2 separate regions of the Mus musculus genome follow, and region 1 is linked to region 2. The links are chromatin loops, found by intact Hi-C in ENCODE. Cell type or tissue: heart. All regions are shown on one strand. Links, peaks and the distances in the headings refer to the core of each region. The heading gives the core; the rest is flanking DNA.

What was found. A loop is a pair of places that touch in the nucleus more often than their neighbours do. Peaks named below come from ENCODE experiments on the same cell type or tissue, not always from the same donor. Only the 100,000 strongest peaks of a DNase experiment are listed, where the experiment ranks them.
Region 1: it touches region 2 in a loop (2.1-fold over the local background); 2 of 42 quality-filtered maps call a loop at or near these places.

The regions. Positions count from the first base shown.
Region 1 is chr7:43,775,084-43,790,944 of GRCm38, reverse strand. It overlaps Klk10 (kallikrein related-peptidase 10), which reads right to left and starts at 9,891. Exons shown (of 6, transcript NM_133712.2): 1 at 9,799-9,891; 2 at 9,320-9,446; 3 at 8,026-8,209; 4 at 7,214-7,488; 5 at 6,496-6,629; 6 at 5,535-6,075. The coding sequence starts at 9,410. The coding sequence ends at 5,923. It overlaps Klk11 (kallikrein related-peptidase 11), which reads right to left and starts at 14,616. Exons shown (of 5, transcript NM_019974.2): 1 at 14,391-14,616; 2 at 13,908-14,064; 3 at 13,192-13,457; 4 at 12,479-12,615; 5 at 11,682-12,160. The coding sequence starts at 14,427. The coding sequence ends at 12,008. In heart, for the core only: CTCF peaks have their summits at 5,429 and 8,295 (motif pointing right); a DNase peak (open chromatin) is centred at 8,294; H3K4me3 peaks cover 755 bases; H3K27ac peaks cover 385 bases; H3K27me3 peaks cover 2,750 bases.
Region 2 is chr7:43,570,601-43,586,461 of GRCm38, reverse strand. Zfp719 (zinc finger protein 719) reads right to left here and starts at 6,876. Exons shown (of 4, transcript NM_172482.1): 1 at 6,696-6,876; 2 at 2,166-2,394; 3 at 1-108. The coding sequence starts at 2,303. Zfp658 (zinc finger protein 658) reads right to left here. Exons shown (of 5, transcript NM_001008549.2): 5 at 11,001-13,873. The coding sequence ends at 11,496. In heart, for the core only: no CTCF peak of the experiment used is centred there; DNase peaks (open chromatin) are centred at 6,421 and 6,841; H3K4me3 peaks cover 1,931 bases; H3K27ac peaks cover 1,752 bases.

The sequences.
Region 1 (15,861 bases), core at 3,324-11,323, 200 kb before region 2:
CCCAAGCCTGAGGATCAAGTTGAGATCTGCTCCCTGGAACACCCCTTCTCTCTGATGTTGAAGTATGAGCTGGACCAACTATGCCCAATTCTCTTGGGGGTAAAGGTTAGATGTGTGACTTAGTTGCTGGGGCTGTTAAATGGAAGTGCTAACCAGAGCTGCAGGGAGGGAGCAGATGGCACTAATGGGCAGGTATTATTCTCATCAGAGTGCTTGGGGAGATGGTTCAGTGGGTAAGGTAGTTACTGTGCAAACCTGAGGACCTGAGTTCAATTACCAGAGCCCCTGTTTAAAACACACACACACTCATACACACATACATGCGTGCACACACAAACACACATGTACACACACCCCACCACCAACACCACTACCAACAACAAACAAACAAATAACAAACAGGCACAGTGGTTCATGTTCTTTTAGTCCCAGCACTCGAGCTGATGACAGGCAGATCCTGGGGCTTGCTGGCAAGCCAGCTTAGCCAATCTGTGAGGTCCAGGTTTAGTGAAAGGCTCTGTCTCAAAAGCTAAGGAGCAACAAGAAAGCTCAGTGGGTAAGGGAGGCTGCTGCCAAGCTTGACCTGAATTTGGTCCCCAGGACCCACGTGGGAAGAAAGAAGGAATTGATTTTTATAAGTTGTCCTTTAACCTCTACCTGTACACTGTGGCATGAATAGCTCTCAGCCCCAATCACACACAAATTAAAAATAATAAGGCATAATAAGAAGAGGTAGAGGAGCTGAGATGATGGCTTGGGGGTTAAAGGCACTGGCTGCTCTTCCAGAGGACCCCAGTTCAATTCCTAGCAACGACATGGTGGCTCAGAACTGAGACTCCAGTTCCAGGAGATCTGATCCATTGCTCTCTGCTGGCCTCCTTCCACATGTACAAAGTTTTCAAATACACATACAGCAAAGTGCACATACATACTAAATACATAAATAAATTATAAAAATAAAAAGTTAAAGAATGATATTTGCAAAAAGAAGAAAGGGTGGGCAGCAATAGAGGGACAAAGATGATCTGACCTTTGGCCTCCACATGCACACACACACACACATGAATACATACACATACCAAACAAAAAGTGCCTGTTTTGTGAATATTCAACAAACTGTCTTCTCACCACCCCCACCCGCCCCCGAGCCCTGCACAGTCTTCAAGTGCTTGCCAGCCAAGGGTACAATTACTCTTCGTGCAGATATGGTGAATGTCCCTGAGAGCTGAAAGGAGACACTATGTGCTAAGGACCACAGGACCTGCTTTAAGAGTACATTTAGGGTCCATCAGGGGGATGCATCAGTGGGAAAGAGCACTTGTTGCTCTTCCAGAGTGGGGTGTGTGTGTGGGGGGGAGGGGGGGTGCATTTCAGTTCTCAACAGCCACATCAGTAGCTCACAGTAGCCTGTATTGTGAGTTAAAGCTCCAGATCCCGGAGATCTAATGCCCTCTTCTGGTATCTGAGTGTATGCACACTCATAACATTAAATAAAAATAAAAGAGATCTTTTAAAAAGTCCATGTTAATAGCTATCCTTAAAAAAAAATATTTATTTTGTTCATGTGTTACAAGTTTGCTCATGCTGGGCCTTTACTGCAGTTCTCAAGAGCTTTTTAACTGCCGAGCTGTCTCTCTATCCTCCAGCAGCTACCTTGTAAAAATTACATTATTGTATGTGGGCATGATACAGAACGTGTGTGGAGGTCAAAGGACAACTTGTGGGAGTCACTTCTCTCCTTTCCACTATGCGGGCTGTGGGGATCAAACTCAGGTCATCATGCTTGGCCACAAGCTCTTGTATACACTGAGCCATCTATCACTCCAGCCCAATCATTTGAGTGATATAAAAAATATTTAGATTCTAGGATTCTATGTACGTGAACTTTTACCTGGATGTATGGACTCATATTACCTGGTATCTGCAGATATCAGAGGAAGGCATTGGTCCCCTTGGAACTGGAGTTAGAGATGGTTGTGAGCTATAACTGGGGTTGGGCCTGGGTTCTCTGTGCTCCTCCAATGTTCTTGAGCACTGAGCCATCTCCAGCCTCAAAAGCCTGGACTTAAATAAGCTTGTTTCTATGATCTCATATAATATGCATGAGTCTAATCTAGCAGGTATCTCTGTTTCAAGGTGGGGGGTTGAAGTAATGTAGGACGAGAAGGATGTTATCAAATAAAAACACACATGGTACAACAGCTGCTGTCACAGGTGTCACAGAGGAAATGGGGTCTGTGGAGGGGTAACCGGGAAGGGGGATATCATTTGAAATGTAAACTAATAAAGTGATTAATAAAAAAAACAAAAAATAAGAGAGAGGGAGAGGGAGGGGAGGAGGAAGGGAGAGAGAGAGAGAGAGAGAGAGAGAGAGAGAGAGAGAGAGAGAGAGAGAGAGCCAAACAGCATAAGACAGTTTGTCTAGGGCAATCCAGGAGGCCTCATGGAGGAGGTGACCTCACAGAGACCTGAATGTCAGGAATGTGAGACTAGCCTGTCTCCCAGACCTGATGAGCAGCTTCCTAGGGGTAGGGTTTGGTTAGAGTCATCTCTGGGACTTGGCAGAGGATGTGGATGAATTACTTCCAAATATGAAGCCCGTCTGCAAGACCCTACTTACTGTGCTTTGGATCCTCAGATGACACATTGGACTGACATTTCCTGCGTATGCTAATGGTGTGGGGTAGGGACAGAGCTGACAGAAGGGAGCTGTGAGTCAGATTCTATGTTCAACATTCTGTGGGCTCTGGGCCTGGCGTATAACAGAGACTCAATTAATTGGTGTTTGAAAGGGGAAATTGTGCTGATTGAATAAGTGAACACTTTTCTCTGTATCCTTTTTCTGGTGAACTCTTATTCATCCTTTAAGACCTAAACTAAATGCCCCTCTATAAAGATTTCTGTGTTCCCTTTATTTGGGTCTAAGGTAAGTCAGGATGCTCAAACACATTTACATTTCATCTGAAACTTGTGAAATTCATCTGGGTCCATCCAAATGTTTTGAATGTTTGTATTTTGAAACATATACATTTACCCACAGATCATATCAAGATGGGGAAAATAACCTCTCTCTGACAAAACCCTGAAAGCCCTTAGCATACAGCACAGTTTGTTTGTTTTTTGTTTTTTTTTGTTTTGTTTTGTTTTCTAAAGTCCACGGGAAGGCTCTTTGGTGAGTTTAGCAGTGGGTGCTTTCTGCTGTAACTGGGAGTGGGCATGGATGCTGCACCAGACCCTCGAATTCCAGGGCCCCAAGGGAGGCAGGGAGTGTGTCAGGTGATCCAAGGTCAGGCTGGTTCCTGCCAGGACAGGAAGAACTGGTGTTGGGTGGACCCAGAAATGAGACCTAGTGGGAGGGGAAGAGGAAGTGGTTAAAAGACCCTTCTGGGAGGTTAGGAGGAATGGAGAATCTGATTTTTCCATCAGGCCTGTGGGTGGGCTGGGGGTAAGGCAGGAAAGGAAAATGGCAGAAGAGGGATTCTTTGCTTCAAAGTCTAGCTAAAGTGTCTCACTAGCTGAGAGTCAGGGATTCCAGCACAGTCAATCATACTGAGTTTTTGTTTATTTATTGTTTTAAAATCATGTACATTTGTACATGTCTGTAGATGGGTACACGGATGTAAGTGCAGGTGCCTGAGAAAGCCTGAGACATCTGACCCCTCGTGTGCTGGAAACCAAATTCAGGTTCCTCTTGTAGGAGCAGTGCACACTCTTAACCACTGAGCCATCTCTCCAGCTGTACTGGCTGGTTTTGTGTCAATTTGACACAAACTAGAGTCATCATAGAGGGAGGAGCCTCCGTTGAGGGAACACCTCCACGAGATACAGCTGTAAGGCATTTCCTTAATTAGTCATTGATGGGGAGGGCCCAGCCCACTGTGGGTGGGGTCATCCCTGGGCTGGTGGTCTTGGGTTCTATAAGAGAGCAGGTTGAGCAAGCCAGTAAGTAGCACCCCTCCATGGCCTCTGCATCAGTTCCTGCCTGCAGGTTCCTGCCCTGTTTGAGTTCCTGTCCTGAGTTCCTCCAGTGATGAACAGTGATATGTTAGTATAAGCCAAATAAATCTCTTTCTCCCCAGCTTGCTTTTTGGCCATGGGATTTTGTTGCAGCAATAGAAATCTTAACTAAGACATCAGCCCATACTTTAAATATTTGCAATTTTATGTGTATTATTGTTTTGCCTGCATGAATATGCCCGGAAGCCAGAATAGAACATGAGAGCTCCTGCCGCTGGAGTTTCAGCTGGTGGTGAGCTGCTGCGTGGATGCTAGGAGTTGATTCCAGGTCCCTTGGCAGAGCAGTCCGCACTCTCAACTGCTGAGACATCTCTCCAGACCTTTATCTCTTTGACGTTTGTTTGTGTGTACTCCTGCACATGCACGCCACAGTGTTCATGTGATGGTCAGAGAACAATTTGCAGCACAAAACGTATCTGACCTGGGTTGGGCCTCACTCCTCTCCTAGGAATTTTTGGGCTCCCTCAGAGATGAGACTGCTAACTGTCAGCATTGTAGCTAACTACCTTCCCAAGCCCTCCTGACCTGATCTGGAGTTGCACCATCTCTGCTGTGGTCCCACCAGATGACCCCAGAAGCCACCCTGCAATCTCATTTAGATGTAATGGCACAATTACAATGATATAACCAGACATCCATCTGATGCTTACTTCAAACCCCATTGAGAACCCCATTCTGACTATTGTGAAAACCTATGAGCTGGTTCTTTGAGAAGCCCACACTCCTGGGATAGGAGGCGGCTCCGTGGGTAAAATCACAAGCTGGTAAGCCTACGACCTGAGTACAATCCCTGGGATCCACACAGTGGAAGGAGAGAACTGACTCACAAATTGTTCTCTGTTCTACATACACACACACACACACACACACACACACACACACACACACGCTTTTAGATATATCCTGCTTTCTCTTTCTTTTAACCCTCACGCTTAAAACCTATGCTAATTTCTTGCAATAAACTCCAACTTGGGCAAATAAGATGACTGAGCTGGTGAAGGCACCGCCAAGCCTGACATCCTGGACTCAATCCCTAGAACGGAAGAACTGAGGGTCTGCCCTCTGACATCTATGCATCATGTGCTCACATTCGTTCACATAAATAAATATATGCTTTTGTAAATTGAGAAGATCTGTAAAGACTGCTCAGTGGGTAAAGGTGTTCACTGTTGGACCAGATGACTTGAGTTCAGACTCTGGGGTAGAAAGAAAGAACTAACTGCTTTTGATCTCCACACATGTTCCATGCTGCGAGCATGTCTGCATGCAGACATGCACATACACAAAATACATGTGATTTTAAAAAAACAAAACCAAAAGCCTCCCACTCTGCTGCACACTGTATCATCATGAGATCCAGTTTTACCAGAACTGAGGTCCTGAAAACATGAAAGGACTCTGAGGGTGCTCTGGGTGGCAGTGTGGAGCCAGACTCTTCTTTGCTGCTGACACATCTGAAGGCTGCCCTCTGTGCACTCATTGGCTCTGATCCCAGACAGAGGCACACACATTGGAGGTCAGATTTGGTAGTGTTTAATCAGTGATAACCAGATGGTGTTCATGTTCCTGTGTCAGTGACCATAAACACACACATACACACACACACATATTCCATCATGGTCTCCATACAACATATGTAAGAGGTAGACAATTCATTGTCCCCATTTTACAGACAAGGAAACCAAGGCTCAGAGAGAGTACCAGGCTTGTCCCAGTCACACAGAGGAGGGAGGTAGAGGTTGAATGACAGGTAACTTTTCTTAGAGACTTGGGGACTGCTAGCTTCCTTGGGGTACTAGAACTTTCTCAGCCACCATTTTCTGCATTTGTGAGCAGAGAACAGGAGTGGACAAGGGATGAAGGAAGAGGGGTGGGTGGGCATGAGAGGAGGAGAGGGGCAGACGGTCATTTGAAACGAATGACTCTTCGGATCCAGGGGGTGTATTTGCAGATCTCTGAGTAGACAGATGGGTGCTGGGCAGCACCACATGGGTAAATGCCCCACGAGAGGACGCCATGCAGGGTGTCATCACACACCAGGGGGCCACCGGAGTCACTCTGCAGATGGGAGGAAGGAGGTACCATGAGGAAAGAGCTGCCTGGAGGGCTATTGTTGGGTTAGGATACGGAAGACCCTGGGATGGGGCTGGAGAGATGTTAGAAGTTGGGGTGGTAAGGAGATACACACAGAGGTGATGGTGGCATGGGGCGTGGGGGTCAAATTGGGAGGTGACAATGGAGATGTGATAGGTTTGCAGCTGGAATTGGCTCATCCAAGGTGAGAAGACTGAGAGGGATCAAGAGATGGGGGTTGGCAGGGTGAAAAGCAGATTAAGGGAGTGGGTTGAGAAACGGGGTAAAGAGTAGGGAGGGCTGTGGATTGGGGAGGAAGGGAGGAAAAGCAGAGACAACTCTTTCAGTGTCTTAGTGCCCCCCACCCAGTCCAGGAGACAGACTTGCTTGCTGATCTGTCCTTACCTGGCAAGAGTCTTGGTTTCCGTCTGCCTCAGCACAAATCATGCTGTTGGTGATCACACCTGGGTAGAAGGTCTCACACTGCTTCTGGCTAAGGAGAGTTACCTTGGAACAGCTCAGGCTCCTATTGTACTTCACTGAGAACAGGGCAGTCACAGGGAGACCAGTTAGCCCTCTCTTCCAGACCCCGGAATCCAGCCCCAAGCCTTCCTACATACCCAGGGAACCTAACCCCACCCCTCCACCCTTAGGCACAGAAATTCAAACCCTCGTGATCCTCCCTCGGCCTCCTCCCTGGGACCCAGGGTGCCAGCCCCAGCCTCTTCTCTCAGATCCAGGGGTCTAGATCTGAGCCTTCTCCTCAAACCGAGATGTCAGACCTCAGCTCTCTTCCCCCAACCTGGGAGTCTAGCCACGACCTTCCTCTCTTATACCCAGAGGTCCGTGTCCCAGCTCTCTGACCTCACATCGAGGTGTCTGGACTCCAGCCCTCTTCCCCAGATCCAGGACTACAAACTCCATCTCTCTAATCTTACAAACTCCATCTCTCTAATCTTAGATCCAAGAATCCAACCCCAACCTCTGCAGTCCCCTGAGCCAGAGTTCATATTCTAGCCTCTTCCCTCGGACGTAGACACCCAGGTTTCAGCCATCCTCCCTCAGATCTAGGGTCTAGCTCTCACTCAGCCCTTTGGACCCAGGAGTCCAGCCCAGTTCTTGCCTCTTCGGCTGGCTGAGGTCCCCCAGCCTGAGACCTGACACTCTTGCCCTGGCTGAGAGCAGCGGAAGGGCAGTTGCACGGGATGCACGTTGGACGTCAGCATTACAGGACTGCTCAGTTTCAGCATCATGAGGTCGTGTTCATCTGAGCGATGTGGCAGGATGGGGCCTGAGCAAGCCTGATACTTGGGGTGGAAAACAGGTGAACTCGTGGACCGCAGTTGCTCCTTCTGGAAAAGCAGCAAGTGGTCATCGCCAACTCGAGCTCTCAGTGGCCTGGGGGAGGAAGAGTAGCCTGATGAAGGCAAAACCTTCATGGAGACAGAGCCTAACCCTAGTCCTTGGGTCAGAGGGTGAGGAAGTGAAGTGGGATCCTGAGATCAGAGGGTCTGGGAGAGTAGCTGGGGCTGGTCCCCTGGGACTGAGGGAAGAGGCTGGAGACTGGACTCCTGGGTCTGAAGGAGGAGGGCTCAGGACTGAAACCCTGGGTCTGAGGGAGGAGAGTAAGAGTTTGAGGGTTGAAGGCTGACTACTACTCTTTAGTATGCCCGTCTCTCCTTTCATCTTCGTGTCACCTGGTCCTTTGTCCCTGCGTTGCAGGCATATGAGGAGACTACAGGTCTTAAATACAACATGCCCTGGCTGGCTTCTATGGACAGGTGCGATGGACTCACAGCGCCCCGCCCTGGCGTTGCAGCTTGGATCCTGCCTCTCTTGTAGAATGGCTGCCACCCTTAACCTAACCAAAGCCGAGAGAGTGCCTGGGCCCCATCCTCCCCACTACTACATTGCTACTTCTGAGTGGTTCCTTACTTATTTCTCCAGCAATGTGCGGCCGTGAGCACCCAGTTCTGGTCCACCAGGACACCCGCACATTGGAACTGGAGGTTATGGAAGAGGGAGACCTGCCAGGGATGATAGTCACGCTCGCACTGGGCGCCGGAGGCCTCGAGGTCCACGCGCGTGGCGTTTCCCGGGAGCAGCAGAGCCTGCGCCGCTGGATAGAGAAGCGGGACAGGGGGATCAGGTTTCGCCCAGCCAAGTCACGGTTCCGGGTTAATACAGCACGTCACAGGATGGGCCTCTAGGGGGCGCAGCTGAGTAGTAAGCCGTGGGAAAATTAGAGAACTCTGCGAACCAGTTACTGAGGCGTGAAAGGGCAAGAGGGGTTAGAATAGAATGGGACTAAGACACCCCAGGGCTGAGACTGGAGTGGGGGTAGGATGGGGGGCGGTGAGGCAATGTGCAGGAAAGGCAGGGATCTAACCTACCGGGCTGAGACCAGATGCGAGCCTAGGCAGAGCACTGTGCAGAGGGAGTGTGATAGGTAAGGGGGCAGACAGGGGGTACAGAAGGGCAGAGACACAGTGAGCAGTAAGAAGGCAGAATTCTGAGTTCGAGCCTGGTCTACAAAGTGAGTTCCAGGACAGCCAGGGCTACACAGAGAAACCCTGTCTCGAAAAAAACAAACAAACAAAAACAAAAAACGAAACAAAAACAAAAAAACAAGAAGGCAGAATACAAAGGGAAGGTAAAGGCAACAGTCAACACGGTGGAGGCAATATGGAGCAGGAGACAGAACGCACAATGGGGCAATGAGAAGCAGAAGACAGGAGACACAGTGGGCCAGTGAGGAGCTAATGTGGCAGCGAGGAGGAGACAGGGACAAGGTGGGACAGCAAGAAATGGGGCCAGAGCGCCGAGAAGTGCTAGACAAATGAGAAGGGGTGTGCAAGAGGGAAAGGTAAGTCTAGTCCAAGGATGGGAAGTTGCTCCAACACACAGGTTAGGGGTACTGTAGCACCTCCTTTAGGAAGAGGGAGGGATGCAACGGGTCTGCAAGAGGTGAGGAGAAGGCAGGAGAGGCTAAGAGGCGAGGTAGGAGAGGCAGAGAGGTGGAGAAGCTGATGGGGCGAAGGGGCTGGGTTCTCCTAACAGTTGGGTGCGGTATCTGGGGTCAGAGCCCACCTGAGGGTGGATCCTGCTTGGGATGTCTATGTGGGTGCCAGGCCCCCAGGAAGGCGAGCTGACTACGGTTGCAGTGGCAACATTCCCTCCACCTCCGGTCCTGGCCCTTCCCTCCTGTCGCCCCCGGCCCCAGGCTCACCCCAGAGTTGCACCATCAGTAGCGGCAGCAGAAGCTTCACCAGGGACCAGGAGCCAGAGGCAGTGGAGAGGTGAAGAAGCGGGACCCTCATAGCTGATACTTGGCTTGCAGAGGCTGGAGTGGAGGCCTAAAACAGATGATCGGTCAAGACCCCCTGCCTCAGCGCATCTGAACCACTTCAATGAGGTTCACTCCAAAGGCCCCCAGAACTCCAGTCCTCGATCCTCCAGAGGGGACCAATTTGTGCACCCAGCCTTTCTTGGCCACCAGCCACACTGAGCTCCAGGTCCATACTCCTTCGTGGGTGGGTTGGGGTCCTGCTCAGAGCCCGTGGGAACCTCTTCCTAACCTCAGAGCTGAGGGACTTCCCCATGCTGCAGGGAAATCAGGGCTATGAAAGAGTTCCTGCCCGTTGCCCGAGGGTCTCCACCCATCCTCTCGCCATCCACCCCAATAGGGTGGGGTGCAACCCGCTTCACCTGGGAGTCGCCAGTAAGAAGAAAGGAGACTCAGAAGTGGCTCTTGCCCTGCAGTGTGGGCTGCAAACAGTCCTCTGACCAGGGACCCCTGGGCAGACCTTCCCTTTTAACCCTCAAGATCCCGGAAGCTTCCTCCCCCCCACCCTTCCCCTTAGGGCTTCACTCCCTCTCTTTCCCTCTCCCTAATTATAACGTGGGTGGGGCTGGCATTCAACCAGGGCCCCAGATTCCTGCTCAGGGAGGGGCCCTGGAATACAGGCTTCTGGCAGTGACAAGAACACCTTCTGGAGCTAGCTTTCTTGGGGGTTCCCCTATGCCCTCTTTCTGAGAAGTGTTCTCAGGTGTGGTGGGAAGATGGGGGGGGGGCTTACGTCGATGAGATGGTGAGTGACAGAGAGGGGAAACGAAGAGGGGGCAAGGTCTGCTCTGGCAGGAGCCAGAATGAGGAAGAAGAGGGAGGTGGGAAGAGTTCAAGTAGGCAGAAGGAAAGAGTGGGAAGGACACAGACAAATTCCCAAGTGTGTAAACCAAGAAACAGTAGGCTCCTTGTGTCTCAGCATGTGCTGAGAGGGTGGGGGTGGGAAGCTGCAGCTTTGCCCTAAGCCTGTGTGTGAGCATCGTGCACCCTCCCTGTGTGTCTTCAGGTGACACGAGCTAGTGAATCACATTAAGGAACAGGCCACATCACCTTGGCTGACACCCTCATTTTGGGTGAGGAATGGGAGGCTCGGAGAGGGCTGTGACTCATAAGAGGTCACACAGCAAGCAAGTCCGCCTAACAACTAGAAACGATTCTCTCTAGTTCTAGGGATCTCTCCTCAAGAGCTGAACAGAACGTCTGTGTTTTCTGAGGCATCTTGTCTGTGTTAACTTCAGAGGTTGCTTGACTCAGTCCTGTCCAGATTTTTGCTACAGTGACTATGTTGTACCAGCCACCAGCTACTTGGAGCTACAGAGCATTCAAAATGTGTTAAAGGTGACAGGAATTTCCTTTCTGTTTTTGTGTCCTTTGGCTTCATTTTGGCTAGCAGAGACCAGGCAACGCTGACCTCAGTGAACTGAATCTGGCAGTTGGAAAATGATGGTAGCCTCTTTTACTACCTCTTACTCTGTGCATGCGGACCGCACTCACTGCGATCACACTTTTGCATGTGCAACTTCTCATGTAGAGAGAGAAGAACTGAGTGAGTTCTTTCTGCCTGGCCAGCAAGATGGCTTGGTGGGTACCGGTGCTTGCCTAACAACCTGCCTGTGATCCTTGGTCCCCCACATGGTGGAAGGAGAGAATGGACTCCTGCAATTTGCTCTCTGACTTCCACCTGTGCACCATGGCGTGTGCCTCTCCCTGCCCACCCCTAAAAAAAGAATGAGTAAATAAATGGAAAACAAAAATAAACTAAAACTAAAAAAAATTTTTTTAAAGTAACATAAAAAGAAAACAAACTGAGCATTAATGTTAATGTGGCATTGCGTTGATAATTAAGAGTCATTGGGCTTTTAAACCCTTCAGGTCTCAGCTGGGTGGTTGTGAGCATGCACCTTCATCTGTCTGTGCCCACTTTCATGGTCTGCAAAAGTGGGTAGAAAAATAGGACCAATCTCCAAGGGGCTTGTGAGCATTCAGTTGCTTAGTAACATTTAAAAGATCTTTGGGGGGCTGGAGAGATGTTCTGTGGTTCATAGGACTTGCTGCTCTTGCTGAGGACCAGGGTTTGGTTCCCAGCACTCACAGTGGCTGGGGATCTGACCCCTCCTCTGAGCTCCTCAGACAGGCAGGTGCATGTCAGACAAACGAATATACAGGCAAACTCTCATACCCATATGACATTTAAACACCCTCTGTATGGTCAGGACTAATATGCAGTTGACACTCAACAGAATCATTTATCATTTAACAAATATTTATTGAAACCCTGGGATATGCCAGGGACTGTCTTCAAAGCTGGGAACAAAACAAAACAAAACAAAAAACAACCAAACAAACAAAACCAGTGGTGATCATGTCCAGAGTCACAATTTAGTTCAAGTCAGGATTTGATTCCAGGCCCCAGGTCGATCATCAAGTTAGAGCATCCCTATACTATACTCATGGTGGGTCGGAGAGAGTACATGCCAGGGTCCCAGCTGAGGACTTCTTAGGGCAGAATGAAGAGAAGTCAAAGCATTAAGAAGAGGTTGGAGGGGTTGGGTGGTGGGAAGCAGGTCCCCTCTAATTGTTCCTCATAACCTCGTGGATCCAGTTAAAGTATTTGCAGACTTTTGTATAGACACCAGGCTTTCTGGTGACGGCACATGGGTCCTGACCCCAGGAGATGATGCCTTGAAGAGATCCGTTGCAGACCAGGGGGCCTCCAGAGTCACCCTGGCATGAGAGGAGACACAACCTGTTAGAGTTGAGTGGGGTGGTTGGGAGGGGGTGAGGACGGTAGTGAGGGTGGTGGGCAGGTGAAGGAAGAGATTGATGGTGAGAGGCTGGGTGGGATGAAGGTGGGATTCTGGGTGAGAATATAAATGGGGTCAGGGCCCAGAGGTTCTTCATGGGTGGCAGAGTTGGAGAGGAGGGTGAACATGGGGAGGCAGGGTTGGATATGGTTGTGATCAGGGCTGACTGGGGATGTCAGTAAAGATGATGGAGGTTGCAATGGGTATGTGGCTGGAGATCCAGCCCCTGCCTGCTGACCTGACAGGAGTCCTTGCCCTCTTTCCGAACACTGGCGCACAGCATGGTGTCTGTGATGTTGCCCGGGTAGGCCTTCTCACACTCCTTGTGTTCGATGATGGAGACATTGGCACATCGCAAGGAATGAGGCAGGCGCACTGTGGGGACAGCAGTGAAGGGTGTGAGCAGTGGTCACCTGGTTTTCCAACCCCACCACAGTAGCCAGCACCTGGGACAATCCTTGCCCTGAACCCATCTCTATGCTTGTAACTGTTGCAACAGCAATGCATTGAGTAAATTCTTCCTACTACTTGTTCTCTGTGCATTACCTCTGACCCCACTGTGGTAGGTAGATATGATTATTCTTTTTAGGAAAAAAAAAAAAAAACCAAGGTTCAGAGAGGTAAAGCCACCTGCTTTAGATCCCACAACTAGAAAGTTATAGATTTGGGAATCACACCTGCCGCACACCTGTCTCACACCTGTCTCACACCTGTCTCACACCTGTCTCACACCTGCCTCACACCTGTCTCACACCTGCCTCACACCTGTCTCAGTCTTGAGGCCCAAAAGTGAGTCCCTCAGAATTTCTCATCTTCCTTTTAGCTCATCCCTCTCCTGACTGCTCCAGATCACCATGCCTCTTGAGTGACTCTGATCTTTCTCTCTGAAGATTCATCTGGTCTCCTTTCCCCATCTCCCACCCGGATCACGGTTCCCTCAGGAGCCCCTACACTGGGGGCTGGACGTGGTGCCCCATCCAGAAATGAGGCAGCTGGTGCCTGCAGCGACACAGTGTGGGGACAGGGTGAGTGGCTGCACAGCTCGGGTAAAGAAGACGGGAGACGACATCTTCACAAGCATTATGTCATTCCGGTGGTCTTTGTTGGGGAGGCTGTTGTTGAAGTCGGGGTGGGGGAAGGACTCAGTGGCCATCCGCCTCTGCTCACAGCCGTCTGTCTTCTCTAGATTGTGCTCTCCAAGGAGGATCACGTAATGGCTGAGGTGGGAGAGATGTGGTCAGAGGTAGAAAGGTAGGGGGACAGGGCAGGGGTGGGGAGGGAGAGATGATGAATTGTGCCTTGTGAACACCCAGACCCATCTACCATCACTCGCTCCTTCATCCTCATCCTGACTAAGGCCATCATCTATTCTAAGACCACCTCATTCCTTTGTCATCAACTCAACTAGATCCCCATCATACAAACTAATGCCACTCCATCCCCAAACCCTCTATCTTCATACCAACCAGGCCTCCGTCATACACACTAATGCTACTTTACCCTCTCCAGTCTGATCATCCATGCTAACACCACACCATCCCCAACCCCTCCACCCACTGCTGCCACCCCCACACGTTCTCTCTGGACCCAGCCCCTCTCTCCATTCATCTCTCCATCTCCAGCCCCCTCCCAGCCCCGCCCAGCCCCGCCCCAGCCCCCGCACCCACGGCTTGCGGCAGTGGGCTGCTGTCAGGAGCCATTTGGGGGCGATGAGGGTTGCCCCACAGAGAAGCCGTGTCTTCTGAAAGAGGGCCACCTGCCATGGCTGTGAGTGAGGCCTGCACTCATAACCCTTGATGATCCTCGTCTCTCCCCCTACGTGCCCTGAAGGGGGCAAAAGATGAAGTACAAGCATAAGAGGGGGTAGGCTGGTAGAGAGACCCCAGAAATGAAAGTAAGCAAAAGAATAGCTGTTCTCATTCTTAGCTGTCACGTGCTGGCATAAGACTATACTTCCAGGTCATTAGTGGCTGTCCTAAGATTTTGAGGGGACCCAACCCCCACCCCCATTCCTCCTCTTAGTCCCACTTGATTATGCCTGGTATAGCTCAGACTACTTCATGGGGGTGATCTCCAAGCAGGTGTCACTGTAGCTGGGGGGCCTTAGAAGTAGAATAGGGAGCCCCCCTTCCCTCTAAGCCCCACCGTACCTGTTACCAGAGCAAGTGCAATGAGTCGGAGAATCATCCTGGCCTGGAGTAGGGCAGGGCGGGCGCCAGGTTCCCCTGGGGACAAGGAGGGAGGTCTAATCACTTTAAGAGGCGATCAGAATGCTGGCTTTTGGGTTTTCTTCTTTCCTTCACCTGTTGGGTCTCTCTGCTTCTCTGACTACCTGCCTCCTTCCCCCAGGGGAACCTCCTGGTTCTCACACCAATCCCCAAGCCTGTAAGAAAAGCCTTGTGCTTCCAGAGTGGCTTGGATCTAGGCTAGCAGCTTCCTGGATATTGAGAACAACAAAACAGCTGGGAGGGGCTTTGTTGGGCAAGGCTCCTGGCTCACTCAGGTTGAGCTGCTCGGAGAAGGAAGACCCCGGGAGAAAATCTTAGAGAATATTTTTCTTTTTCTTTACATGAGAACCTGGCTTGTTCCACAACTGGGAGCCCCACAACTGGGAAGACAAGGGGGAAGGGGCTAACTACTGGGTAAGGACCTCATTTTTGATGTCCCAACATGTAGAATATTAGGGACCTGTGAGGTCTGTCCACAACCAGTGAAGTCTCTCCCTCCACCTTGCTGAACTCCAGTGAAGGACAGCTGGACTGGGCTGGGTGTGGTTGGCTAAGGGACAGCTGGTGCCTACAGCTGCCCTGGCTGGCGGGGGTGGGAGAGAAGGGCAGGACGAAGCCACCTGAGGGGACGGACTGGACGGAGGTCACTGAGTTTGGGGGCAGCAGTTTAGAGGTGAGAGATACAGAGGGAAGCAGAGTGTGGCTTCAAGTCCCTCCCCATCTTCCAAGGACATCTTCAAGAGGGGGAAAATGCATGCTGGGACAGAAGAGGCCTAGCTTCTAGGATGGCAGTCTTCTGGAATGGGTGGGGGTGGGGGTGGGGGTGGGGATGAGGGTGGGGGTGGGAGAACCTTCCCTTCTCTCCTGGATTCATTCCTGGGCTCTGGGGATGGGAACTCTAAAGGGTGCGGTTGACACTGCAGCAGGCTGGGTCTGAGCACCTGGGGAGAAGGCAGGCAGGCAGGCAGGCAGAGGGCTTGGCCTCCGGAAGGGGGGCCGCTGGGATGACTGGGCTTCTAATCCTGCCTTATTGCCCTGGGAGAGAGCTGTGTGTGGGCCCTCCCAAGGCAGCCTTGGGGTCTGGGAGACAAGATATCACTTGTCTGAGCCCCTCTTCTCCCTGTGGTCTCCTCTTCTTGTAGGTATACCCTTTTTTTTTCCAGCAGGTCTCAGAGTCTCGGGCCCCCACATCCCTCTCTCCCCTCTGTGTGTGTGATTTTGGTCTCTGCCTCTAGGCTTCTGTCCCTGCTTGTCTTTGGATCCTTGTTTCCTCTTGTCACAGCTTTTTGTCCCTACAACCCCTTTCTAGGCCTCCCATTGTGCCTGTCTCTGTCTCCTCTCTAAGGCCTCCATTGCTCTCTCTCCTCCTGTGGGCCTCTCCCTTCTCACAGCC
Region 2 (15,861 bases), core at 2,773-10,772:
GTAGATCTCCAGCATCACGTCCTGGTACAGGCGTCTCTGGGCGGAGTCCAGGTGCTGCCACTCCTCCTGGCTGAAGTCCACAGTCACATCATCAAAGGACACCAATCTCTGTAATAATATAATCATTGTAAATTAACATTGACAAGCAGAACACGTGTTTTCAGTTACCCTCACCCCTTATATTATGCTTTAAGCTTTCTACAAAACACCTATTTCCCCACTGTATTTTGGGACATAGATGAAAACAATATATAAAAAAATAACTTGCCATCTATTAAACACTATCATCCCCATACCAGGAGGCCAGAAATGGATCCTTTTTCATTCTCTATCCAAGATTAAACAGCATGACAATTTATTAAGCCACATTATTCTTGTCTATAGCTGGGCTGGGTCCCTGGGATTCAACACTATATGAGTTTTTACTCTGAAAGACACTCAGGCTTGCCAAATAGCAATATAAAGACCCATATGGGGCTATAAAGAATATTTTTAGAAATATATACAAAGCAAGTTGTTGGGAAGAGCAAGGTAGGCACACACCTGGGAATGGCTGTCATGATAATGAGAGTACAGCCCCTTAGACGGGAAGTGTGGCGTTTGAATTGGGATGTGGACGAGCATACTCTAGGATGGAGGAACTAGGATGGAGGTGGACAGTAGGGAAAGCCATGCTTAGGGAGTGGCAGAGAGTTCTGAGTAGGAGGGGACAGTGACAGCCATAACGTCTACAAACTAGCTGTCATCCCAATCACAAGGAGGGTGAAGGGTGGTGGGTGGAGGGTGAAGGGCGGTGGGTGAAGGGGATGTGGAGTTTTCAACTTTGAGCTACGGACTGTCACTTAAGTAATTAATTGCAGGGACATGAAGATCTTCAAATGTAAAAGGCTGGTCTTATAGCATCCAACGTGTGCCACTCAATGTGATGGTAAAGGGATCTGCCTTTAGAAGCACCTAAGACATGGATGCAGCCTTCTGAAGGGCAGTTACTACTATAGCACTTCCCTCTTTGAAAATGGCTGCTAAACTACACAAGAGAAGCACTGCCCAGTCTCCACAAAGGTAGGACTTTGGGATGATGACACCTGAAGCCAGTGAGATGACCAGCATGATGTGAACCTGGCAGGATACGACAGTGCAGGCCTGTCATCACTGTGAAGCATACTGCAAGAATAAAATAAAATTGGAGTACGATCATTCTCTAGAGCAGAGATCTCCAAAGCGAATACAATGGGAGTCACAAAGTCATCTCAAAATTTCTAGCAGTCATATTATACTCAGATGAAACCAACTTAATAGCATATTTTATTTAGCCTAACATATCTAAATTATTACTTTAAGATACTCAGCTTAAAACTAAAGAGAGGGTTCAGTGAAGAGCACTGGCTTTCAGAGATCTGGGTTCAATTCCCAACACCCACATGGCAGTTCACAACTGGCTATTAATTCCAGTTCCAGGGGATTCGATGCCCTCTTCTGGCCTCTGTGAGAACTGTATGCACTCGGTACACGGCTATACAAGCAGGCAAAACATCCTACACATAAAAAAACATATATTAAATTAAGATACTCAGCTCTGAGGAGCCAATGTGTATCTATGAGCTGGGCGAGAAAGCCAAAAGACTCAGGGACTTGTCTGCGTGTGTGGTAAAGAGAATGCTGTGTAGCTGTTACCTTGGCACTGAACCATTCCCTTTTGGAGGGAGGGAGGAGAGGTTCTAGAGGCCAATCTTTCATGTTACATAAATGTGTAAGGGGACACACAGCTGGGGAAGGCTGTCACAGGGACGGGTGATGCAGCTGCTCGAGATCCCCGTGCCCCTGAGGGTTGTACTTCACAGTTGTTACGATAATTAATATATACACACAAAGTCTCTGCTTCACTAAGCTAGACTTGGATGCACCTACTTTTTTGTCCTGCCAGTCCTTTGGGCTGAATAGGAACAGGATTCCCCAGGGAGTCATAGACGGGGAGATAAATCTAAATCTAAAAAGCAGCACAATGAATGTGTCATGAAAAGATGAGGAAAGGCTGGGGTTTCAGCCCTCTGCATTTCACTCTTAGCTGGAGAATCAAGGTTGTCTTAGGAAAAGGAGTCCCATCTTCTGCTTCCAGTGTCTACAATCTAGCGAGGAAAAGTTGAACTTGGAGCATCTCTCCTCACCTCACACAATCCATCCTGCTCCTCTGCTCCCAACTGCTGGGGCATCTGGCAGAAATTCATATCAGTAGGCATGTCCTCTGTGGTTTCTACTCTTGGTCTCTCTCTAATTTTCTCAGGATTCTGAAGATAGGTCAGCATGTGGACGATTCTTGTAGAGTTGTGGGGCAGAGGCCAACTTGGTTATGTTGAGAAAATTGGCGGCATGAATGGCTTAGCCTCACCCAGAGGTCTGCAAAGATATCAGAAAGCCCTGGAAAGTCAATGACCATATTATCACTCACTCAAAATTTATTAGCCCATGAAGAGTTGAAAGTTCTATCTGAAGATCATCCTGTAGACACTGCAGAGCAGACAAAGCCCAGAAATGTCCAACTCTCCCTTCTACCTCTTAACCGTGACAACAGGAAGGTATTAAGCAAGGTGACATAAAACAAGGATGCAGGTATTGGTCACTGGCATTGGGAATTTGATGCAGGATAAGGCTCATCAGCCCCTAGCTTCTGATTACCAGGTCAAAAGTATGAATCAAAAAAAAAAAAAAAAATTAGCTAGCTCTTAGCTTATTTTCCGGACAATCTTTTCAGCTGTATGGCAAAGGCTACTATACCTGGTGTTTTAATATGATCTAAGGTCATCAAATGAAAGAGAGAGGATCAGTATAGTATATATCTGACTTATACGAAATGACACACTGTCCCAGTTCAAGTTTTTATTTGTTTCTAGGCACTGTTCAAACTTACTAATGTACCTCACAGCCCATCTCTTCTAACATATCTCTGTAACTCACTCACCACCACAATTCCCTTCTTGATCAGAAAAGATGAGGTATATACACAAGGACTTCTGGTCTGTAATCCTACCCTTTCCTCCTTTTTTTTTTTTTTTTTTTTTTTTTTTTTTGAGACAGGGTTTCTCTGTGTAGCCCTGGCTGTCCTGGAACTCACTCTGTAGACCAGGCTGGCCTCGAACCCAGAAATCCGCGTGCCTCTGCCTCCCGAGTGCTGGGATTAAAGGCGTGAGCCACCAATGCCCGGCTGTTTTTTAATTAATTATTTATTTATTTCACTATAGCTGTCTTCAGACACACCAGAAGAGGGCGTCAGATCTCATTACAGATGGTTGTGAGCCACCATGTGGTTGCTGGGATTTGAACTCAGGACCTTAGGAAGAGCAGTCGGAGCTCTTAACTGCTGAGCCATCTCACCAGTCCTCCTTCTTATTCTGTCCATTTTATTTTGTTATTCTGTAGCACAGGCTGACAGAGAACTCATTATAAACTCCAGGATGGCCTCGAGGTCATAGTGCCACTGCTCCGTCCGCCTATCAAGACAGTGTAAGGATTACAGGTATGACCATCCCTCTGGCCGACTATGCATGTCTTCCTTGTCTATAATGAGTCACCCCTCTACACTGGATGTAGTCACTCAGATCAATGATTTTCAGTGACCTCTAAAGACAATACAGGAGTGCCAGGTTACAAACTACCTCCCAGTGACTGGCACGCTGCAGGATCCTGAAATTATGACTGACACAAATTTTCCCTAGCGTGTTTAATTTCTTAGTTTCCACATAACCCCAAATAACTCTCAACACAAGGGTCCAAATGACAGAGTCCAGGCTGGAAGCAATTATTGATGCTGCTTTCCTTTTTTGAGGTAGGGTCACTTGGCCTGAAGTCTATTGTCCTGCCACATCTGCAGCTTCCTGGCAAGAAGCCACAACCTGCTGAGCAGCTGAGCTTGTCTTCGGGAGGAGATCGAGATCCAGGCAAAGCTATGAGATCCTGGCAAAGTGGGGGATGGGTTCCTTCCCCCTTTAAACTCAGACTTAAGAATTACACTTTGGACCTTGTTCAGAAACTTTGTCTTGATCTCATTATTCCTCTCTCATCCGTCCTTCCCCATCCATCCCCACCTCTCCTTGCAGGTACTCACTTCTCTGTGCTACAACAACATGAGGAATTATTACTGAACTGTCACAGCAGTAGGAAGGCTGGGAACCACTGCCTTGGAGGGAAAAGGTGCCAACAAGCCTGACAACATGAGTTTGATACCTGGGACACACATGGTAGAAAGAGAGAATAACTCTTGATAGCTATCCTCTTGACCTATACATGTCTCTCTCACACACACACACACAAACACACACACAGAGAGAGAGAGAGAGAGAGAGAGAGAGAGAGAGAGAGAGAGAGAGACAGGCAGACAGACAGACAGACAGACAGGCTCAAAAAGTAAGGTAGGAGTGCTGGAGTGAAAGGCGGGATGATGTCTTCTGGCTTCCACGCTCACCTGTACACACACATGTACCCATAGCCAAATAAGCCTGTAACGTACACACCCAAACAATAACAACAAATAATGAACCCTGGTGGTACCACTAGGTAGGCAGGTTACAACACGGTGAGAAAACCTCCTTTACAGGCCTCATAGGCTCTCCAATGACATTCTTAGTTGGAAACTAATAGGCTATTTAGGTAAAATACATAGATGGATATTGACTAATTGTTGAGGAGACCAAAGACAACTAAACTTTTGGTTTCTGGAAACTTTGGTTGCAGACCTACAATCCCGGCACGCCAGAGGCAGGTGGATCACAGCCACACTTGAGGTCAGACTGGCCTACAAACTGAGTTTCAGGCTAGCCGGGGGTACATAGAATAGCCTGTCAAAAGATAGGAAGTAAGGAGGGAAGGAGAGAAGGAGGGAGGGAGACAAGAGGAGGGAAGGAAGGAACAGTGGCTGGAGAGATGCTCAGTGGTTAAGAGCAATTGCTGCTCTTGCGCATGCCTCAGGCTCAGCACCTATCTGCACATGTGGCTCACAGCCTCCTGTGTCTGATTCCAGGGGAGCAGATGGCCACTAGACACACACTTGGTGTCCCTTGGTGACCATCGGTCAGACACTCATACACATAAATTTTAAAAGATGAAACACACACACACACACACACACACACACACACACACACACACGGCTGCTTTTACTAAAAAGCATTATGTATGTCTTTAGCACTTCAGCTCTGACTTAAACGCTAACCTACTTCATGCCCAGCCTGGCCTCCATAATGTAGACATCCTCCAGCCTCCGAGTGCAGAGTGCTAAGATTACAGGACAGTCATGTGCCACCACAACCTGCAGCACTACTTTAATACATAAAGCTTGATTTCTAAACTTAACCTCAAATCTGTGCACTAGAGACAGACATGGGGCCACTAGGTCACTTTACCTCTCCGCCTGCTCAACGTTACCACTGTATGGAGTCTCAACCTCTGCTTTTCTTTTTTTCCTTAACATTTCTTTAGGAGGTGGGGAATAATTGGAGAAGGCAGCTCGCCCAACATTAACGGAAAAAAAAATTTTTTTTTAAAGATTTATTCTTACTATTCAAACATTTAAAAATGAAACGTGTGTGGGTGTTTTGTCTGTCTTTGTCTGTGCACCATTAGCTGGGAGGCCAGAAGGGAACACGGATCCCCTGGAATCGTCCCACCAGGCAGTTCCAAGGCACCATGTGGTGTGGGTGCTGGGAACCCAACACTGCTGACCCACATCTCCACTCTCCTGCCTTTCCTCCTCACTGGTCTCTTCAGTAGGCAGACTGGATGAGGCTGGCCCTTGCCTGTTTGGATGCAGGAACCCAGGCTTCTGCCTTACAATCTTTTTACAGCAGCACCTTTCTGCGTAACTGCCAATTACCAATCCTTGCCAAATTCACAGATCCCAGGCACAAGTCAAACCTCCGATCAGACCTCACATCAGCAAAGGACTGCAGTATTTATGTAAACTTTCAATTGTAACTGAAATGACTAGTTTTTTCTTAAATCTTTCTTCTGTCTTCAGTTGCATACGGGGGAAAGGAAATATCCAGAACACCTAAGGGCAGCCCCAAGGCTATGTCCCCGCTTAGATAACTGTGACCACATTAAATATACCTAAACACATCTCCTGGCTTCTAGGCAGTGCCTTCTATTGCTAATACTGCTTAGGCTGACAGAGATGGAGGGCACTGGGTCTCCAGTTTGGACCAAACGTAAATAAATTCATTTCCCCGTTTTCTCTTACTCTTTGGAGTTTATCTCCTCTCGAAGGCCAGTGTTTGACCAGGAGCCAGGGCTCCAGTTACCAGCTACTCAAACAGCCCAGAAAGCGACGCGGTCGCCCTCACAAAGCACCCTACACTGGCCTCAAGCTCCATCGCCTGACTCCTAAGCCAATCACAGACTGAGCGGATCACAAGCCATCTCAAGGTCCTCGCCCTGAAGCTCCCGGATGCTGCAGCGCCCACTCACTGAGTCCTGCCCCGAATGCCCTCACATGGTAATTTTCACGGACGACGGTGGGAAATCCCACAGGACAGCATACTGGGAAGTGACAAAATACAGACGCGGAAAACCCGCAGGAACAGAATGAAAGAGAACCGAACGACCCCCACTTTATCCACCTCATCCCCCCCTGGGGCCGATTCAACCATCACTCAGCACAAACCGGCGCTCAGCAGCACAGCGTCCTCTGCTCCACATCCACTCACCTCACATTACACCTTAGAGAAGCTCTGCACACGGCACGCCAGGACTGCGAGACTTCCGCCCACAGACACCCACAATTCCATGGGTTCGGATTCCAAACACCCACGCTACCCTGGCAACGACAGGAGAGGCGAACTACTTTAAGATCTGAGCGGATGTGATCACTCTAGGCCACTTCCGATTTGAATAAGGGTTCCCTCAGTTCACTACCACGTAGCCCTGGGTGGCGCGCATGCGCACCACCACTGGCGGAAGTCTGTCTTGCCAGTACTTATTATGGCTCATCTGGTGGTTTCTGATTTTTTTTTTTTTTTTTTTAACTTCTTCCTAGAAAGTGCCATGGCTGAACCCACACTCCCGTGACACAGAGGCAAGCATCAAAGCGCAACGGTTCCATACAGCCGACAAGAATGTGATAGGTGAAAGTCCAAGGCTGTCTCACATGCTTAGGGGATTTATTAACGTCTTGTATGTGTATATAATTCTAAGACACTGTAACATTACATCTTCCTAAATGTACCTTTTTTTCCCCTGTATTTTATTAGATTTACTTTATGTATTTTTGCCTGCATGTTGAGTTTATAGCATCCAGGACAGCTGCAAGAGCAACAAGTGCTTTTAATCTGTTTCTCTTTTTCTTCAACTTTCTCTTGATTTTCACCAGAATTGAAAGAAGTTCTTATTTTTGAGATGACCTCACTATATTGGTCTGACTGGCTTGGAACCGGACATGAAGGTCATTCTGGCCTTGGACTCTCAGACATCTCATGGCCTCTGTTTCCCGAGTGCTGGGATTAAAGATGTGTATCACCACACTGGCCTTTTCTAATTTTTCAAAAATTGAAAACTATGTGGGGTTATTAGGAAACAGGAGGTAAGTCATATGGAACACCAACGGTGAGAAACTGAGATAAGCCATCATTTACGTCATACTGAGGCATCTCACGGTTCCCAGAGGATAGAAACCTGTTCTTACTTAGAAGTAAAATGTCTTCTAAATCGCATAATAGAAATAATGTAGAACTAGGTGGGCAGTGGAAATAATGATAAACAGGGACACTAGTCAAATGGGAAAAACACCTAGCACTGTAGTGAATAAATTAGTAGACCTAATGTACATTATAAGAATAAAGTATAAAATTGTGTGAGTTATCTCCATATTAAACACATTCTAGCCCTGGACAGTCTAGAACAGTGGTTCTCAACCTGTGGGTTATGACCCCTTTGACAAACCTCTATCTCCAAAAATATTTACATCATGATTCATAACAGTAGCAAAATTACAGTTATGAAGTAGCAATGAAAAATATTAGAAAGGTTGAGAACCACTGGTCTGGAACTATGTAGACCAGGCTGGCCTTGAAGTTACTCTGATCTTGTCTATACCAGGGAAGTTCTAGGATTACAACAATGTGCAATCATGCCCAGTTCACACATAGTCTAGAGCTTCCCACTGAGAACAGACTACAGGAATAATGATTTAGGAAACAGTTTCATCATCAAAGATACACCTCAGGAGTCCCAAAAGAGTGGACTCAGCCATCCATCACCACAGAGCAAAATTATGATAAGTTAGGCACCAACGTGTTCTTCCGGAATTTCTTTTTGTTTTGTTTTGTTTTGTTTTGTTTTGTTTTGTTTTGTTTTGTTTCGAGACAGGGTATGTAGCCTTGGCTGTCCTGGAACTCACTTTGTAGACCAGGCTGGCCTCGAACTCAGAAATCCCCCTGCCTCTGCCTTCGAAGTGCTGGGATTAAATGCATGCGCCACCATGCCCAGCCCGGAATTTCTTTCAATAGTTTTCCCTCTTTAGTCAATAAACAATGCTCATCTATCTTGTGTCCTGAGCCACTGCTAGTTCACCAGGAAGATGAAGCACTTGACTCATGGAAATGATGAGCTGATAGAGACAATTGTGTGTGTGTGTGTGTGTGTGTGTGTGTGTGTGTGTGTACATACATACACACATACATTCACACGTATATAAATATATATAATCAGAAGTTAGTACCTGTATATGAAAGAGAACTTGTTGTCATTGTCTTCATGAATTACCTCATCTCATATTTTCCAGTTGAATCAAGTTCCTTGTAAATTTCATTTTATGACTCATAAAATCCCACTGCATTTATACTATAGTTTCATTATACATCCATCTATATTGATGGACATCTGGGCGTATTCCATTTCTTTGCTATTGTGAAGAGTAGTGGTAAACATGGATGTGTCAGTATCTCTGTGGTATGAAAGAGATTTTCAGGTATATATCCAGAAGAGGTTAGCTACATGATTGAGTAGTTTCAATTTCAGAAACTACCACTAATGTTGCATAGTGAGGTCTATTGTCTCAAAACCAAAACAAGTCAAACAAACTAAACACAAGAACAAAACCCCAGACTGATTTCATTGTAACAAACTACATTCCCTCAAAGAGTCATCAAAGTCTCCCTTTTCTTCACATCCTCAGATTTGCTGTCCATTGATGACGGCCATTCTGAGCAGGTAAGAAGTTAGCTAAGGAGGTTAAACGCTTTAAAAAAAATTGACTGTATGTCTTCTTCAGAGAGTTCTCTGCTCAGTTCCTTATCCCATGTCTTTATTGGCATGCTTTTCTTGTTTGGTTTTTTTAAGTCTAGGTCTTTTCAAGCAATACACCATGATTCATAGGGAATGGACTACTGAAGCTCAGGCTTGTTTCTGTCAGTTCTCACAAGGTGGATTTCTTTGGGTGGCACAGGCTACTGCTTCAGCTGAACCCAGTTACTGTTTCTTTGGCTCCCCTTTTCTGATTATTTCCCTTCACCCTTTCCAAGAAGGTTATCACAAGTCTTTTGTTGTCTGTTTTTGTTGTTGTTGTTTTCTGAGACAGGGTCTCTCTCCCTCTCCCTCTCCCCCTCCCTCCCTCCCTCCAGCATAGGTTGTTCTGCAACTCATGTGTAGATCAGGCTGGCCTTAGAGATCACAGAGTTCTGTCTGTCTCTGCCTTCTGAGTGCTGGAGTTAAAAGTATGTACCGCCACAACTGGCTCTGGATTTCAACCTCACAGGATATCATGCTACCAACAAAGGTATGTATTTTAGGGTAGAAAAACAATACACACAGAGATGGGGTTTTTATAAAACAAAGTAAAGAGATTCTACACAGGAATATGATTTTGAGAATAGTAATATATGTAGCACATATGGTCAAATATATTGTGAAGAGACAAATAGTAAATATTTGTAGATTGGAGGCTACAACAACTCAGTTGTGCTAGGGTCTCTGTGAGTTCAAGACCAGCCTGGTAAGCTGCAGGTCACCCAAGGTTACATATTGAGATCCTGTCTCAAAAAAAAAAAACAAAAAAACAAAAAACAAAACAAAACAAAACAAAAAACCCAAAAAGACAAAACAACAACAACAACCCCAAAAATCAACCAAACAAACAAACAAACAAAAAAACCAAAAAAAACCAAAAAACAAAAAAAAAACAAACCATAATGGGCACAAGCTGGCTCAATGGTTAATGGCACATGTTCAATTCCTGGGACCTGAATGTTGTTAATAAAGAACAAACTCCCATAAATAGTTCTCCGACTTCCACACATGTGCCATGGCACTCATGCATGTGCACACACACACATGCACACAACTTCACTATTTATTGTCTTATGTGTCAATGATTCTATAACGAGTGGTTGAGTCTGTCTATGTAGTTCATTACAAATGGAACACATGGAAAACAGGTACAATGAGTTAACATGAAAAGAGAAAAGTTATAAGGAATAGTGAATGCTATAGAATTTCACTTATGGATTTATCTCAAAAGCTACTTGTATATGGTGAAAAGATTACTAATTATTGACAGTGCAGTTTCAAGATGGTGTGACTAGGGGATAGACTGTCAACACAAATTAGATTCTTAAAAGAAGAAACTGGTCAGGAAAACCCCACTAATCTGAGGTAACACATATGTAAGTACTGATGTCATATAAACAAAAGTGTGCAACCAGACATACATATTAGACACACTTTTGACAGAGAACAGTATCTTGTTTCCTTTCTTGCATTATAGAAACATTATTATCCCACAATAAATAGGAATATCGTTGATACGAAAATCCCCCAAATTTTCCTATAGTCTGGTAACAAATGTATCTTTTGCCATCTTCTATAGAGAAACATTTCTCAGCCCATTGCTTTAGGGTTTCCTCCTTGGATGAAAACCGGAAATCAGATTACAAATGTCTCTCACAAATAATGTGTCTATTAATAAGCAGTGTATATCTAGATATTTTAAAGTACAGAAGAAATAATGTACAATAAACTCCTTTAAAAAAAAAGATTTATTTCATGTATGTGAGTACACTGTCGCTGCTTTCAGACACACCAGAAGAGGGCATCGGATCTCATTATAGACGGTTGTGAGCCACCATGTAGTTGTTGGGAATTGAACTCAGGACCTCTGGGAGAGCAGCCAGCGCTCTTAAGCCATCTCTCCAGCCCCAATAAATTCTTTTAAAACATTCTCTTCAAGTAATTTAAAGATTATACCTCAGTTAGGAATATGTTTATAGACTATGAGGAAATATGCTTCACACAAAAACTGAGCCTAAAAAGAACTGTGTCTACTATGAGCTGCTTGCTATTTATTATCATCTGACATGCTGTTAAAAGCCTTTTAACACTCAGAACACAGTAGTGTCTCTCTCCATTCTAGACCCAGTGCTGCACATCCAGTTGGGATGCTCTCTGCATTTCTATGTAGGGATGATGAGGGCCCCTCAGTGGGTTTTATTATGGAACAATTTCCTATGGCATTGCTAAGGCTTCTTGCAAGTGTGAGTCCGCTGATGGCATTTCAACACAGACTTCTGGAGGAATGCCTTCCCACATTTTTGACAGACAAAAGATCTCCCCCTAGTGTGAGTCATCTGATGCCTAGGTAAAGATGACTTATTGTAGAAGCCCTTCCCACACTCAGGGCACACATAGGGCTTCTCGCCTGTGTGAATTTGCTGATGGGACGTCAGTGCTGACTTCTGGATGAAGGTCTTCCCGCATTTTTGACAGACAAAAGGTCTCTCCTTAGTGTGAGTTATCTGATGTCTATGCAAAGACGACCTGCCAAAGAAACCCTTCCCACATTCAGGGCACATGTAGGGTTTCTCGCCAGTGTGAATCCGCTGATGATCTCGAAGTTGGCCCTTTGAAGCCAGGGCCTTCCCACAGTCACTGCATTTGTAAGGCTTTTCCCCAGTGTGTATTCTCTGATGTGTCCGCAGTACTGACTTCTGACTAAAGGCTTTCCCACACTCACTACATATATGGTGTTTTTCTCCAGTATGAATTTTCGTGTGTAGATTGAGGGACGATCGTCGGCTGAAGGCCTTCCCACATTCGGAACATGCATAAGGCGTCTCCCCGGTATGAATGCGGAGATGCTCTTTCAGTTGGGAGGAGTTGCTGAACGACTTCGCACAATAGTCGCATTTGTAAGGTCTCTCCCCTGTGTGAATTCGATGATGGACCGTCAGCTGGGATGTGTGACTGAATGATTTCCCGCAGTAATGGCACGTATAAGGCTTCTCTCCTGTGTGAGTCTGCTGATGAGATGTCAGCTGTGACCTCTGAAAGAAGGCCTTCCCACATTTATGACAGACGAAAGGTTTATCCCTCGTGTGAGTAATCTGATGTCTTAGGAAACCTGACCTACCATGGAAGCCTTTTCCACATTCAGTACACACGTAAGGCTTCTCTCCTGTGTGAATTCGCTCATGCTCTTCCAGTTGGTACTTAGACGCCAAAGCTTTCCCACAGATGCTGCACTTGTGAGGCTTCTCCACCTTGTGAATTCGGCGATGCACATTCAGCGTGAATGAGTACGTAAAGGACTTCCCACAGTCCCGGCACTTGTAGGGCTTCTCCCCCGTGTGAACCCGACGGTGCATCTTCAGTTGGGATGCGTAAGTGAACGATTTCCCACAGTCGCTGCATCTGTGGGAATTCTTGCCCAGGTGAAGTCTCTGGTGAGTGCTGAGCTCGGACTTCTGGTTGAACGTTTTCCCACACTCGCTGCACTCGTGGTGTGTTTGTCTGATATGGATCTTCTGGTGAACGGTGAGGCTTGACTTTCGCTTGAAGGCTTTTCCACAGTCACCGCATTCATAAGGTTTCTCCTTCATATGAATCTGGTAGTGCACTTTCAGTCGGGACGTACAGCTGAACAGTTTCCCACAAACGGTACATTTGTAAGGCTTCTCCCCAGTGTGAATTGTCTCATGCGTGCTGAGGATTGATTTCTGCTTGAAGGCCTTCCCACATACGGGACACACGTAAGGTCTCTCCCCTGTATGTATCCGATAATGTACCTTCAGCTGGGATGTATTATTGAATGATTTGCCACAGTCCCGACACTCATAAGGTTTCTCTCCAGTGTGAATTCGATGGTGGACCTGCAGGTTGGACGTTCGACTAAATGACTTCCCGCAGTCGGGACACTCATAAGGTTTCTCTGGGTGAGTTTCTTGATGGGAGGCAAACTCTGTCTTCTGGAGGAAGGCTTCCCCACACTTGTGACAGACAAAAGGTCCTTCTCCAGCGTGAGCTGCCTGGTGTTTACAGAAAGCAGATTCGTCATAGAAGACTTTTCTACATTCCGTGCCTTCATCTAGTTTCTCACGAGAATGAGCTTCTTTCTCTGTCAGTTGTTTATGGGTGGGAACTTTTCTGCACTGGTTACCTTTGCACGGATTCCATGTTTCACGAAGAATTGTACAGTTAGCATTAGAAGAGTCTTGCGGGAGGAGGTGAGCAGATGTAACAAGACCATTCAGCTGTTTTGTGACACTGCCTTGCTCTTCACCGTTGGCTTCAAGGTTAGGGTTCAAACGTTTTGCAAGTAACCTTGGAGCTCCCTTTTGTGTAGAAAAAAGGTTAGCTACGAAGGGAGTGGTCTTCCCGGGCTCTTTCCACCCACAGTCTCTATCTGCTCGCGCTGTTTTCTTGTTGAGGGAAGCCCCAGGACTCCAGGGTGGGATCTGGTTTTGCCCATCTCTTTGTGCAGGGTCAGGATCTTGCCACAGTTCTTCTAAAATCGAGCACCACAAGCCATGCCTTGTGACTGCGCTTGCCTTACTAGTTTGGAATGCTGCCTCCTCAGATGCTTTCTGCTGAGGCCTGTAAAACTCTGATTCCACTTCTGGGAGAAGGAAAGAGGTGAGAAGAATATGCACAGTGAACAGGATGGGTGAGAAACCACAGAGTTAATAAGCAACACGAAGAAAAAAAAATCTGTGAGGTACTTATGCCAACGAGCAGAACATGCCTAGATCCCTTATGACACGCCACACATTAGCCGTGGGACACTTGACTACCAGGCAACTTTCTTTATGATGGAAACGAACTCATTTTATCCCACAAACCATCTCATAAAGCAATTACAACCGCTTTCCCTGTTTTACAGATGAAGAAACAGTAATGTGAATTCTTAGATCAGTGGTAAAGATGGCCGCGATAATCTGTGGGGAAGATTGTCTGGACGAAGGCAATGAATTTGACTCATGTAGGAGACCTAGTGAGGTGAGGGGTAGGGGAAGAAAGTGTTAAGGCTACTACAAGGTAGCCAAGAGTTGAAAGCAAACAGAGACCAACAGAGCAGAGGACTCCATCAGTTCTAGAGAACAGCATACTCACGCCTTTGGCCCATTTGTTCATCTAGTTAAGGACTCACTGTCACTCACTGTTGTTAGGGGTGGAAGTTTACTTAATCTAGAAAAGTATTCTCTATCTCTGAACCATAATCTAAAATCAGTAAATTTTCCTTTTTTTTAAAACATCAATTTACACATATAGTGGCCTTTCCTTACTTTTCTGATCTCAACTCTATATGAGCAGTTATAAGCATCTGCTTCTGTAGAAGGCTGGAGTTTAGTTTCCGGCACCCACAGCAGGAACCTGTTAACTCCAGCTCCAGAGGATCCAACATCCTCATCTGGCCTCTGTGGAAACCCTGATACATGTGGCATTTATTCACACACACACACACACACACACACACACACACACACACACACAGAGAGAGAGAGAGAGAGAGAGAGAGAGAGAGAAATATAAATAAGAAAAATCTACAACACTGATCACATATATCTAAGGGGTATCTACAGAATATTCCATCCAACAGAAATGGAATACAATCCTCAGCAGCCCATGGAAGTTTCTCAAAAACCAAAAAACAGACCATATGCTAGGTTACAAAACAAATCTGAACAATACAAAAAAAAAAAAGCTGGAAAAATGCTCTGCATCTTACAAGACCATAATGAAACAAAACTAAAAGCCAACCAGAAAGGAAACCACAGAAACCGCACAGATACATGGACATAGAACAGTATATTCTGAATAAACAGTGAGTCACAAAGAAATCGGGGAGGAAATGAAAGCATTTCTGGAACAAAATGAAGAGGAATGCCAACTTACCATGATCTTTGGATACAGCTCAGAGAGTTCCAAGAGAAAGGTGGTTTCTGAGATATTTACATTCAAGAAATCAGAGAGTTCAACTTAGTGATGCAATTAAAGGTCTCAAAGAAGAAGAAGGAGAAGGAGAAGAGGAGGAAGAGAAGGAGGAGGAGGAAGAGGAGGAAGAGGAAGAGGAGGAAGAGGAAGAGGAGGAAGACAAAAATCTAAAGTAGATGAAAGAAAAAAGATCTAACAGAATACACAGAAGGAAAAAAAGGAGATTGGGGTTCAAAATACTGCTCAGTTGTTAAGAGCACTGACTGCTCAGTTCCTAGCACCCACATGGCAGCTCACAACTCACTGGAACACCAGTCCTAGGGGATCAGATGCCCTCTTCTGGCCTCTGTGGGCACTGCACACACATGGTGTATATATGTTTGTGCAGGCAAAACACCCAACCATACACACTTAAAAAAAAAAAAAAAAAAGTGAGATGGAAAAAATCCTAGCCCAACTGACAGGAAAAGAAGACTCAAATTAATAAAATTAGAATGGAAAAAGAGAATATTACAACAGCTTCCAAAGGCATACAAAATACTGGGGAGTGAGTACTTGGAAATCTTACATTAAAAAACAAAAAATTAAAAAAAATAAGAGTAAATGATTAAAATTTTTGTCACATATGACCTATGAAAGTTAAAACCCTGCTGGGTGTAGTGGTTCATGCCT